Regions from separate parts of the Homo sapiens genome. Here region 2 is linked to region 1. Evidence: chromatin contacts called from ENCODE Hi-C or POLR2A ChIA-PET data. All regions are on one chromosome and are shown on one strand. Each heading gives the region's core, a stretch centred on a gene start or an enhancer-like site at or near the end of the contact. The rest is flanking DNA. Distances are from core to core; before and after follow the strand shown. Region 1 holds the start of EIF2B1 (eukaryotic translation initiation factor 2B subunit alpha). Region 2 overlaps ZNF664-RFLNA (ZNF664-RFLNA readthrough).

What was found. Hi-C counts contacts between places; a loop is a spot of excess contacts on that map. ChIA-PET counts read pairs that join two places held with the same protein, here RNA polymerase II (POLR2A). Pooled maps may share reads with other maps.
Region 2: a pooled map shows a loop between it and region 1 (2.3-fold over the local background). The contact joins the enhancer-like site here to the promoter of EIF2B1 in region 1. A Hi-C loop is called at or near these places in 1 of 50 pooled maps. POLR2A ChIA-PET finds 5 or more read pairs at or near these places in 2 of 52 experiments (H1 and IMR-90).

What each region holds. Positions count from the first base shown.
Region 1 is chr12:123,630,687-123,636,606 of GRCh38, reverse strand. It overlaps EIF2B1 (eukaryotic translation initiation factor 2B subunit alpha), which reads left to right and starts at 2,921. Exons shown (of 9, transcript NM_001414.4): 1 at 2,921-3,062; 2 at 4,161-4,262. The coding sequence starts at 3,050. GTF2H3 (general transcription factor IIH subunit 3) reads right to left here and starts at 2,778. Exons shown (of 13, transcript NM_001516.5): 1 at 2,735-2,778. The coding sequence starts at 2,747. RefSeq lists an enhancer at 2,705-2,894.
Region 2 is chr12:124,003,725-124,009,644 of GRCh38, reverse strand. All of the region lies in intron 2 of ZNF664-RFLNA (ZNF664-RFLNA readthrough), which reads right to left. The region is part of intron 3 of ZNF664 (zinc finger protein 664); the gene reads right to left. Among named protein-coding and RNA genes, the nearest start is that of ZNF664-RFLNA, 33 kb to the right of the region's middle. RefSeq lists enhancers at 2,621-2,680, 2,901-2,960, 2,981-3,030. Within about 2 kb of position 3,229, at least 7 of the 41 ENCODE cell types and tissues checked have a DNase peak (open chromatin) inside an H3K27ac peak, as active enhancers do.

The sequences.
Region 1 (5,920 bases), core at 1,672-4,171:
ACAGGGTCTCACTTTGTTGCCTAGGCTGGTCTCGAACTCCTGGGCTCAAGTGATCCTCCCACCTCAGCCTCCTAAAGTGTTGGGATTACAGGCATGTGCCGCCGTGCCCGGCTCTAGGATGCTCATTTAATAGCAAAGAGCAGTAATGCCTTTCCTCCCTCCGTACTTTGCTTCCTGCAGTCCTGTCTTCTACATTAGGAGAATCTCTACCCCATCTTTGATTTCTGTGTATTCAAATCCCAATTACTCCTCAAAGCCCCAAACCAGCGCAAACTCTTTCTTCTTCATGACTCCCCTATCTCAGAGCAGAAGGAATGCCAGCCTCCTCTGCACTAAGCACCGGAATCTGCAATCCCAAAATCCCATTCCACCCTGACAACCACCCAGCAAAGGACATTTTCCTGCCATTTTTCATCAATTATAAGATGACCCCCACCCCTTGTTTTTTACATTGAATAGTTGTTGACATCTGGATGGTATCTTTATCATTAAGATTAGCAGCATTTTTTCTTTCTTAATGGTATATTAAATAAGGGCACATCTCATAATCAATATTATCTTAGATTAGCTGAAATATGATATATGGTATTCGTATTCTGCAAATGAAAGTAACTTGTCCTAAGTCACATATGGCCTGCTAACAAGTGGCAAGGCCAAAGCCCTGTTCTAAAGACAGATCTGCTTGACTATAAAGACTGTGGCTCTTCACTGCCCCACTGCCCACCTCTGACAACCCACAGCTCTCTCTTCTAATGACACTTAGCACTTACTATTTTATTTTACAGTTAGTTGTGCTTCTGATCTCTCGTCCCAGTCCTGCCCACTTAAGACTGTGGACTTCTTAAAAAATGATGGAATTTGCTAATCCTAGGATAAAATAATGTGTGTAAATCAGAACTGGTGTAGTGGCTCACGCCTGTAATCCCAACACTTTGGGAGGTCGAGGCAGGAAGATTGCTTCAGCCCAGGAGTTTGAGACCAGCCTGGGCAAAACAGTGAGACCTTATCTCTACCTTTTTTTTTTTTTTTTTTTTGCGACGGAGACTTGCTCTGTCGCCCAAGCTGGAGTGCAGTGGCACGATCTTGGCTCACTGCAACCTCTGCCTCCTGGGTTCAAGCAATTTTCCTGCCTCAGCCTCCTGAGTAGCTGGGATTATAGGTGTGCGCCACCTTGTCCGGTTAATTTTTTTGTATTTTGAGCAGAGACGGGGTTTCACCATGTTGGCCAGGCTGGTCTCGAACTCCCGACCTCAAGTGATCCACCCACCTTGGCCTTCCAAAATGCTGGGATTACAGGCGTGAGCCACTGTGCCCAGCCACTTTTTTTCTTTTTTAATAGAAAAACAAAACAAAAAAATGTGTAAATCACACAACAAAGCACCTAGGACAGAAGCACTTAATACAACTGTGTCTGCCAGACAGAAAAAGCGTTGCCTGTAAAGAAAGGTGTGCATCTATACACATGCAATGACCCTGTGAATTTCCTTCTTTAGTTCGCTACCTCATTTGTAGACAGGAGCAATGCCAGGCCTGCCTCCCTCACAGGGTTGTGGTATGGTTTCACATCAATTAAGAGAGGATGGACAATTATTACAGTTCCTGAAAGGACTCCCCTATCTCTATTCTTGCTCCCCACAGTCCATTTTCCACACAACAGCCACAGTGATCTTTTAAAATTGCAAACCAGATCATAACACTTTCTGGCTTAAAACTCTACAATGTCTTTGTATTGCACCTAAAAATAAAGGCCAACTTCTCTATCACGGCCAATAAGGCCCTGCATGACCTGAAACTGGCTGGTTCTCTGATCTCATCCCTCTAGCCTCCTTTTAAATCTTCAAGACATCTGACTCTGTATGTGGTAGTTTAATGTATGAATGAGTCTCCCCACCATCCTCTACCCGCAAGCTCTCCATTTCTCCCTTCTCAGTGTAACTTGGTGGCTCAATCTGCCACAGGGCCCATGCACTTAAAGTGCACTTCCCCCAGAACTTCACATAATCATTCAAGTCGGTTTCAATATCCTGCACTTTTCCTAGGCCCCTATCTAAAACAGCTCCTCCTCAATCCTAGTCACAATGTACTATTGTAACTAGGACCGTACTGTTACATCATCTTCATAGCTCTTTTCATCCTTTGAAAAATAATTTATTTTTTAATTTTTTATTGACGAGGTCATGCCCTGTCGGCCATGCTGGGTGCAGTACTGCCATAATAGCTCACTGAAGCCTCGAATTCCTGGGCTCAAGTGATTCTCCCGCCTCAGCCTCCCGCGTAGCTGGGACCACAGACACGCGCTACCACGCCCGGCTAATATTTCATTTTTTTTGTAGAGATGGGGTCTGGCTGTGTTGCCCAGGCAGGTCTCGAACTCCCGGCTTCAAGCGATTCTCCCTCCTCGGCCTCCCAAAGTGCTGGGATTACAGGCCTAATCCACCGGGGTGCGACCCGGCCGAAATTATTTTTATTTATTGTCATCTGTTTCACCCAGTAGACTGTAACCTCCACTAAGGCCCCTGTCTGTCACGATCTCTGCTAAAATCCAGAAAATAATGCCTGTACACAGGAGGCGATCCAAAACTATTTACTGAATGAATGACTGAATGCCTTGGCTACTCCTCTAAAGACCAAACGGATTCTATCCAGCCCAAAAGACACATTCCATCTGGCCAGTCGTAGCCGGACCGAGACAGCCGAGCCCCGGAGTCGAAGTCCCGCCCTGCAGGGTCCTCACCGTCTGAAACCATGGCTGTCCCAGCACCTCAGCGCAGAGCAAGTGGTGGTCAGGGGAGCGTCTCAAATCCTGCGCAGCCCAACGTCCGGCGCCGCCAAGTGACGCACGAGGTGCTGTGACTCGTGCCAGCCCCCTAATCTGCGGAAGTGGAGTGCGGGGAGTGCGCCGGAAGAGGGGTACGGAAGTGCGCCGGAAGTGGGGTGCGGAGGTGTGCAGCGCGCTGTCAGACTGGCTCGCAGGCGGCGCGGCCGGCGGACCCGTTCGAGACAGCGCGGGCGGCTCGGGTCCCCTGGGGCTCCGCAGCAGGAGGACGCCATGGACGACAAGGGTAAATCAAGACAGGCCAGGGCTGCTAGGCTACAGCAGCGCCGTTCAGGGGTCCCCCCAACCTCTCACATCCAGGCTGAGCTCCCGAAGAGATTTCTTTTGAATTTCAGGCTGCTCCGCTGGTTGTGTTTCCAGAGTCACAACTAAATCCCTCGCGCTGCTCTTGTTTTCAGGGATGCGCCCTGGCAGTATCTGCAGGCATCCCTCCCACACATACGCTCCTTCCCAGTGCCAGTCTCCTTCCTGCCTTGTTGGATCTGTCATTAAAATTAGAATGAATAAGGCATATTTGATGTGCTCATCTAGTATGGTTATTAAGTGAAAAACAAGGGCAAACTAATACACTTTTCATGTAAAGAAATAAAGGGGAGTGGGTGGAACTCCATGTATAATATTTGTAACATATATGTGTATGTGAATAGACATGTATTAGCATAGACTGTCTGGAGGGGTGCAGGAGAAATTGGCAAGATGGTTGACTCTGGGATCCTCTCAGATTTTAGGACCAAAGAGGCTGAAGAGAGAATGACTTTTCATCATCATTTACTCGGGCTTAATTTTTAGGCCTTGCACACCAGTAGCTTTTTTTTTTTTTTTTTTGAGACGGAGTCTCGCTCTGTCACCCAGGCTGGAGTGCAGTGGCGCAGTCTCGGCTCACTGCAAGCTCCGCCTCCCGGGTTCACGCCATTCTCCTGCCTCAGCCTCCCAAGTAGCTGGGACTACAGGCGCCCGCCACTACGCCCGGCTAATTTTTTGTATTTTTAGTAGAGACGGGGTTTCACCGTTTTAGCCGGGATGGTCTCGATCTCCTGACCTCGTGATCCGCCCGCCTCGGACTCCCAAAGTGCTGGGATTACAGGCGTGAGCCACCGCGCCCGGCCACCAGTAGCTTTTTCAAAATAAAAAAGAGCTCTTGCAAACAGCAAAGTGGTATTTTCTCTATTCCCATCAACATTTATTGCATCCCTGAAACCAAATACCCTAAAAAGAAAGTATTTTTTAAATTGTTTGCTTCTTAAAGTCAACAGTCATTAACAAGCTCTCTTGCCTTATAGGCTGCTAAATGAATTAGGTGAATCACTTTTTTCCCTTTTTCCAGAGTTAATTGAATACTTTAAGTCTCAGATGAAAGAAGATCCTGACATGGCCTCAGCAGTGGCTGCCATCCGGACGTTGCTGGAGTTCTTGAAGAGAGATAAAGGTATATAGAGAGTCATCTGTTAACACTCTGGGACTTAGGATAGTCTTTTTTTTCTTTTCTTTTTTTTTTTTTTTAAAGAGACGGAGCCTCACTCTGTCACCCAGGCTGGAGTGCAGTGGCGAGATCTTGGCTCACTGCAACCTCCGCCTCCTGGGTTCAAGCAATTCTCCTGCCTTGGCCTCCTGAGTAGCTGGGATTATAGGTGTGCACCACCTTGTCCGGCTAATTTTTTTGTATTTTAGAGACAGGGTTTCACCATGTTACCCAGGCTGGTCTCGAACTCCTGAGCTTAGGCAATCTGCCCGCTTTGGCCTCCCAAAGTGCTAGGATTACAGGTGTGAGCCACTGTGCCCGGCCGTTTGTTTTTTTTGAGACAGAGTTTTGCTCTTGTCTCCCAGGCTGGAGTGCAATGGCACAATCTCGGCTCACTGCAACCTCTGCCTCTCAAGTTCAAGCGATTCTCCTGCCTCAGCCTTCTGAGTAGCTGGGATTACAGGCATGCACCACCACGCCTGGCAAAATTTTTTTTTTTTTTTTTGAGACGGAGTCTCGCTCTGTCACCCGGGCTGGAGTGCAGTGGTGCCATCTTGGCTCACTGCAGGCTCCGCTTCCCAGGTTCATGCCATTCTCCTGCCTCAGCCTCCAGGTAGCTGGGACTACAGGCGCCCGCCACCATGCCTAGCTAATTTTTTGTATTTTTAGTAGAGACGGGGTTTCACTTTGTTAGCCAGAATGGTCTCGATCTCCTGACCTCGTGATCCGCCCATGTCGGCCTCCCAAAGTGCTGGGATTGCAGGCGTGAGCCACCGGGCCCGGCCAAATTTTTTTATTTTTAGTAGAGACAGGGTTTCACCATGTTGGCCACAGTGGTCTTAAACTCCTAGCCTCAGGTGATCCGTCCGCCTCGCCCTCCCAAAGTGCTGAGATTACAGGCGTGAGCCACCATGTTCGGCCAGGAAAGTCTTCTAATGACTCTTAGAAATGTAGAAAGTGAGAGATGCATGTTTGCCTGCATAAAGTAGTAATACAGCTCCAAGCTCAGCTTCTGCCTTCATTTCAGACCTTTCAATCTGGAGAGAGCTCTTACGTTGTCATGAAAAGGATCCCTTTCATAAGTGAAACAGACTTTGAATCGAGAGTGACTATGTTATATTGTGTTAACCATGATGCGTAAATTTCAGTAGCAGTTCAGCTTTATAAGTGTTTATTAGGCCTCCACCTTGTGCCAGATTCTGTACAGATGCTACAGGGAATATTCCAGAATAAATTCTGGTATTAGTATTATTTATTGTGATCCCCTAATTCAGCACCCTAAATGTAAGCATCTGGGTATAGCATGAAATCTTGTATAAGCAAAATAATAATGCAGCCTTTAATCTGAAGGGCTTGCCTAGAGACACATGTCTTTAAGGCAACCTCCAGTGTCTTCCCATTGTTCTTAAAATAACATCCAAACAACCTTAGCCTCACCCATACCACCTTGCAGACCTCATCTGCCGCTGCTACTTAATGTCTTTCCATGCCTCAGCCTCCCAAAGTGCTGAGATTACAGGCGTGAGCCACCATGCCCAGCCACCCAGCTTTATTTCTATGTGTGCTTGTTTACTATCCGCTTCCTCTATTACAATCAAAACTCCATCACAGCAGAACCCTACCTG
Region 2 (5,920 bases), core at 1,980-4,479, 370 kb before region 1:
CACCCGTAGTCGCAGCTACTCAGGAAGCTGAGGCAGGAAGATGGCTTGAGCCTGGGAGTTCAAGGCTACATTGAGCCAAGATTGCACCACTGTACTCCAGCCTCAGCAACAGAGTGAGACCCTATCTAAAATAAAATATAAAATATAAAATAAATAAATAAAATAAATAAGCATGGTGAAAGATAATCCAGAATTTAATTTAATGATTACTTATGGGGGAGAATACAGTTAAGACTTCTCTGAATATACTGTTACATGACTCTGGAAACATATGTTTCTATAGTTAAAAAATAAAATTAAATGAATGTTAAAACAAAATAAAGAGAATAAACCTATCATATTGGTGACATAGCCACAAATGGCTTTTGAGCATAGTATACTGATTGCACATACCTAGAACATATTCTTTTGACAAATAAGCTGCAAAGAAATCACACTTCTTTCAACAATTTAACTGTTACTGTGGTGTATTTTAAAGTAGGTTAATACAAATAAGTAGTTTATGTTAAAGTTGTTAGGAGCCAAGATTCAATGTAGGAAAAATTAGATTTAAGTATAAAATCAAAGTTAAGAAAAAATTCTGTAATATAAAATTTGACTTAGACATATCAGTCTGAATTCACTTTTTTTTCTTTTTAGTTATCACCAAAAAGACCTGGAAGCAATAAGAAGCGATAGCAATGAGCACACCTACAGCCCCTTCCCTTAAATCCTCTCCCCACCAAGAGGCAAGGGGTCCTTGGAGGAATGGCTGGGTTCAAAGCCAGAGTAGCACTTACAAAATGAGCCTGGGACATCCTGTTATGCCAGAAAGCAAGAGGGCCGTGCCAAAGGAACACAGAGCCAATCATGCAACTGAGCATCAAAAGGAATAAGAAAGGCAATTGAGTGAGACGCATTCAATATACAAACCCCAGGAGCTCATAATGACTGTAGAGAATGGGGAAGAAAGAGACAGACAGGCAGGCAGAGAGATGGAGAGACCCAAGGCACTGAACAAAATTGGAATTAACTAGGGGCCCAACTTTTTACCCTAAAAATTGGTAATTAAATGGAGAGAAGCATCTATCCTATTTCCTCTATGAACTCTCTTTCAAGACAAAGAAACAACCAGCTAATATGTGCATTCTCCTCATCAAACACCTGATTCAAACCATGAAAAGCAATGGGTGAAAAAAGCGGCTGGAAGGCTGATCCAGGACTTGACACTGCCAGGACCAGGCTGTCACCACCTGAAGCCAGGGATCGATCTTAGCATGACTCAAAGAGGAACAACCAGACACGTGTGCCTCCTGCTGTGGTGCAATGGGAAACACCCAGCACCCTCTGAAGACATTCTTGTCAAAAGACTGAAGCAAAACCTAATCAAGCCTCTGGAGCTAATTTTTAATGGAAAGAACTGAAGGGACAGAGGAACTACTAGGAAGCAAGTAGCAAAATATCAAAAGGTGAGCCACTCTACAGCACAACTGCCCCTTTTTTTTTGCAATAAGGACACGAGGGAAAAAAAGCCGGTAAGGTGGGAGGAGTTGCTCTAAATGAAAGCGATTTGAGACATAACAATCAGATGTAATCAGAGGAACTTCTTTGCAATCTGAAGCAAACCAGCTGCTAAAAGAGGACAGTCAAGGAAATGTGATTCGGGGTATGAGATTACACTGTGTGCTGTTAACTATGTGATCATGTCATTGTAGCTATGTAAACCAATGTCTACAGCCTTAGAGATGCACAGTGAAGAACAGGAATGACGGGACATGTCGTCTGACATGTGTGACTTAAAATGCTTCAGCAAACAAACAAAAAAAGGGAAAGTAAAAAAGAGCAGACAAAGCAAATGTGGTAAAATCATTGTAACCATTGCATTTAGGTAAGAGATAATAGTCTACTCTAAAAGATTCTATTGTAAAATATTGTGTATGGTTGAAATTTTCATGGTTAAAAAAAAAAATCTGTGAATGCTAAGATATTCCTTTCCTGCTCTTCTGGCAATGGCAAACTAATCCCAGGACCACCGCATAGAGGGGCAACTGTGACTGAAACGAATATAATCCCCGAAACGGCTCTCATTTCCCCAGTCAATCCTGAGCACAGGAGAATGAACACAGGAAGAGGCCTCTGGACAGCAGGCAAAGGCAGTGGCTGCAGGCGAAGGCAGTGGCTGCAGGGCAGCGACAAGCAAAAGACAAAGGCAGCAGCACTGCGCTCTGCTCTTTTGCCTGGCAAGCTAACCCCAGCAGGGGTGTCTTCCAGAGCCCCCTCCAGGAATCAAGCTGCCAGGGTTAGGGTACTCCGCCAGCCTAGCCTCAGGAGAGTCCAACTCTGCTCAGAAGGGCAACAGTTCAATACCAAGGTCCCTGACAGGGGAGTCCAACATGACCTCCCACTAGAGTTCTTCTTCAGGCATCAGGCACTGCCATTCCTTCCAGATAAAATTCTCAGACCTGTCTGTAAGTCTCACTGCACGGTGGGGGGATGAGAGGGGTTAAGGTGCATTCTGTAGGAAAAAGAAAGATAAAAGAAACTCCGGCAAATTTTCCACGTGACCAACCAAAGAACAGAAAGGCCAACACACAGCAAGGATCTCCAGTACAGACTCGCCTAACACAGCCCCCACCCAACTCTTCCACACAGATAGAGGCAGCTGTAAATCCAGAGGCAGATACAGGTTATGGAACCCCACAGAGCTCACAGATCCTGAACACACCACGTTCCCAAGGCTATCTCTCACTCCAGACTCCCCCTTATGTCTCAAAATCAACGTCCTACTGGGGCTTTCAAGGGGACATCCCACATGACTGCAAGTCCCTCTTTCTGACCTGAGGAGGAAGGCTGCCAAGGACAAACTCAGAGCCTGCACCTGCAAGCTCAGGAACGCCCCCAGCATCCTGTGCACTCGACTCACACTGGAGGAGAACTCAAACAACAAAATGACAGTGCAGTTGAAAACCAAGAAAACGAAAGCTTAAAATTTAGCCCATCTACCTCAAATCCTCACCTTTCATGAAAAGGAGCCTTTCCTCTCTCCCTGTAGTTTGTGATACCACAGAATACTGAATCAGTACTAATATTTCAGTACAATTAAAATTGAGGGCAACTAGCTAATAAAGAACTGATGCTAAGATTCAAGGAAGTCAAAAACTGAGTCTTAAATACAAGAACCATATCCTGAGAGAACACGTGCTCTGGGTCACGGCATAAGAAAGGGGAACCTGAAGACGGGGGTACAGGACTAACAGGCTGGGAGAATGAAGCTGGTTTCCCTTGAAGGCTGTTCAGACCAAAAGTTCCTCACTCTAGCGGCAGAAGAGGCGAACCCGCTGCATGAAGGGGAGACTACCACTCCAGCATAGGGCCGAGGCTGCAGGAGTTGGTTGCAGCAGCCCTAATGGGATGACCAGAGCATCAGAGGAATGCCAACTATTTACATGGAGGTAGAGGTTGGTAAGCTACAATCGATGTTCCACAAAGTGGACTATGAACTGGATTATATTCAACACAGGCTGGATATGAAATAAAGACTAATCACCTTGACTGGGCAGGAGAGAAAAATCCAGTTACACTCCTAAAGGAATTAGCAGCCATTCAGCCTTGACATCAGATTATGTCCACAGTGTTCAGCCAGCAGATGCCGACTACTAAGCAGGAGGCCAAGTGCCTCGTCTGTGTTGCTCTGCGCAAGGCTATGACCTCCGTGCAAGAACTGCAGAGGCACAGGGACCCAGCTGTCACCACCAACTGAGGAAGAGAATAGCGCCGCCCAGCAACTAACATCCCACTGCCAGGCTGGTGAAGAAAAGAGTACGCAGAAGGGCACACTGGTGCAGAGCCCAGTACCAGGGAGGTATAGGACAATGTCTTACTAGCACTTGGGGCTGGCATGGAGACAGCTTGTTGTAGGGATGGGCCAGTGATGCCTTTAGAAAGACGGGGGATGTGAGATGGAGGGCAGATGCTGTATGAATGAAGAACATTCCCAAGAGAAGGGAACAGCAAAGAGGGAACTTTAAAATGTATTCCCACTTAATCTTGGAACTTCAGGCCAACATGTCACCTAACACTACTTTGCATCTGTTTTCTTTTTATATAATGAGGATAATACAGACATGCTGGCCTATCTCTCACACACACACACACACACACACACACACACACACACACACATTCTATAAATTATCATCCAGTCAAAATGTGAAGTAACAAACTTTGGAAACTAAAAGATAGACAACTGTATTATATATTTACATTGTTTTCAAAAATGCTGACTGCATGTTATGGTAAGACTGCCAGCACCGAGTATGTGACCTGTGGTCATTCAACAAAACCCAACTCAAGTAATAAACTGGCTTCTTGTGTGAACAAAAAAGTAGAGAGGGTAGACAAAATAAGAACAGCAAAAAGCTCACGGTTTCTTAACCTGGGTTCAACTCGTGTGGTGACAGGCCCATAGGAGTACATTTTGTTTTTTTCTCTACTTTTGAGTTCATTTGAAATTTTCCATAATAAAATGGAAGCCAGGAAGCCTTTGCTTAGAACAGTGGTCCCCAACCTTTTTGGCAGCAGGGACCAGTTTTGTGGAAGACAATTTTTCCACAGACTGGGGGCAGGGGTGATGGTTTTTGGGATGATTCAAGTGCATTACACTTAAATTGTGCACTTTATTTCTATTATTATTACATTGTAATATATAATGAAATAATTATACAACTTACCATAATGTAGAATCAGTGGGAGCCCTGAGCTTGTTTTCCTGCAACTAGGTGGTCCCATCTGGAGGTGTTGGGAGACAGTAACAGATCATCAGGCATTAGATTCGCATAAGGAGCGTGCAACCTAGATCCCTTGCGTGTACAGTTTACAACAGGGTTCACGCCCCTACGAGAATCTAATGCCGCCGCTGATCTGAAAGGAGGTGGAGCTCAGGAGGTAATGCAAGCAATGGGGAGCAGCTATAAATAGATGAAGCTTCACTGGCTTTCTTCCCACCACTCACCTCATGCTGTGTGGCCTTGGTTCCTAACAGGCCATGGACTGGTACCCATCTGTGGCCCACAGGTTGGGGACCCCTGGCTTAGAAAATCCCTGTATGACAATCTAAAGCCGTAAGAAAGAATACAACAGTGTTCTAAATTACAAAGCTAAATAAACATTGCCTCCGCCTCCACTGACAACACCAACCTATGCAAGTCCAGAAGTCTGTAAGCAATCTGTCCATCTTGAGTGAAACTCTAGCCTTTAACCAAAACATCCTGTTCCAGCTTTCTGCTCTGTTAATCCTATGGAACCTTTTCTTTGCTCCCTCAGGACCTCCAGTCCTCTTTCAATCTTTGTCCTACTAATGTGGCCCTGTTTGTCTTTACTTCCTGGCTTCCATGCTGGCTTGGGTTCCTTATGCCCTCCCTCCACCCAGGTTCACCTCTCTCTTCTGTCATCATCACTGTTTCCATGGCCACACTCTAGCTCTATCACCCCCAGAAACTGTGCTCCCTCCCAAATCTGTGTTAAGCAACCCATTCTTGGACACCGGGTGCTCCCTCCCCTTCCAGTTAACTGGCTCCAGGAACTTCATGCAGTAGGCTTGCACCCAGTGGCCTGACCCTTTGTTCCCTGTCTGTTGTCCACAGCTTCTCTCTGCGCTCACCAGAACTCTCTGGCCCCACCTACTCTCAGTGACACCGCACCTTATTCAAACCCAACTCTCCATCTATCCATACACGCACCCAAGTGGCTGAATAATGCCAGGTTTATTTAACTCACGACCACACATCTCAAATGGGCACTGGAGTGCCCCTAAATTCCTCCAAAAGTCTTCAGTACACACATTTTCCCAATACTTTAAATTGCTACTTCATCATTCTCCTTTCTCTTCAAATCTCCCATCTTCCCTCTGACTCCCTCACTCGTGGCTGATAACCTGCCAAGA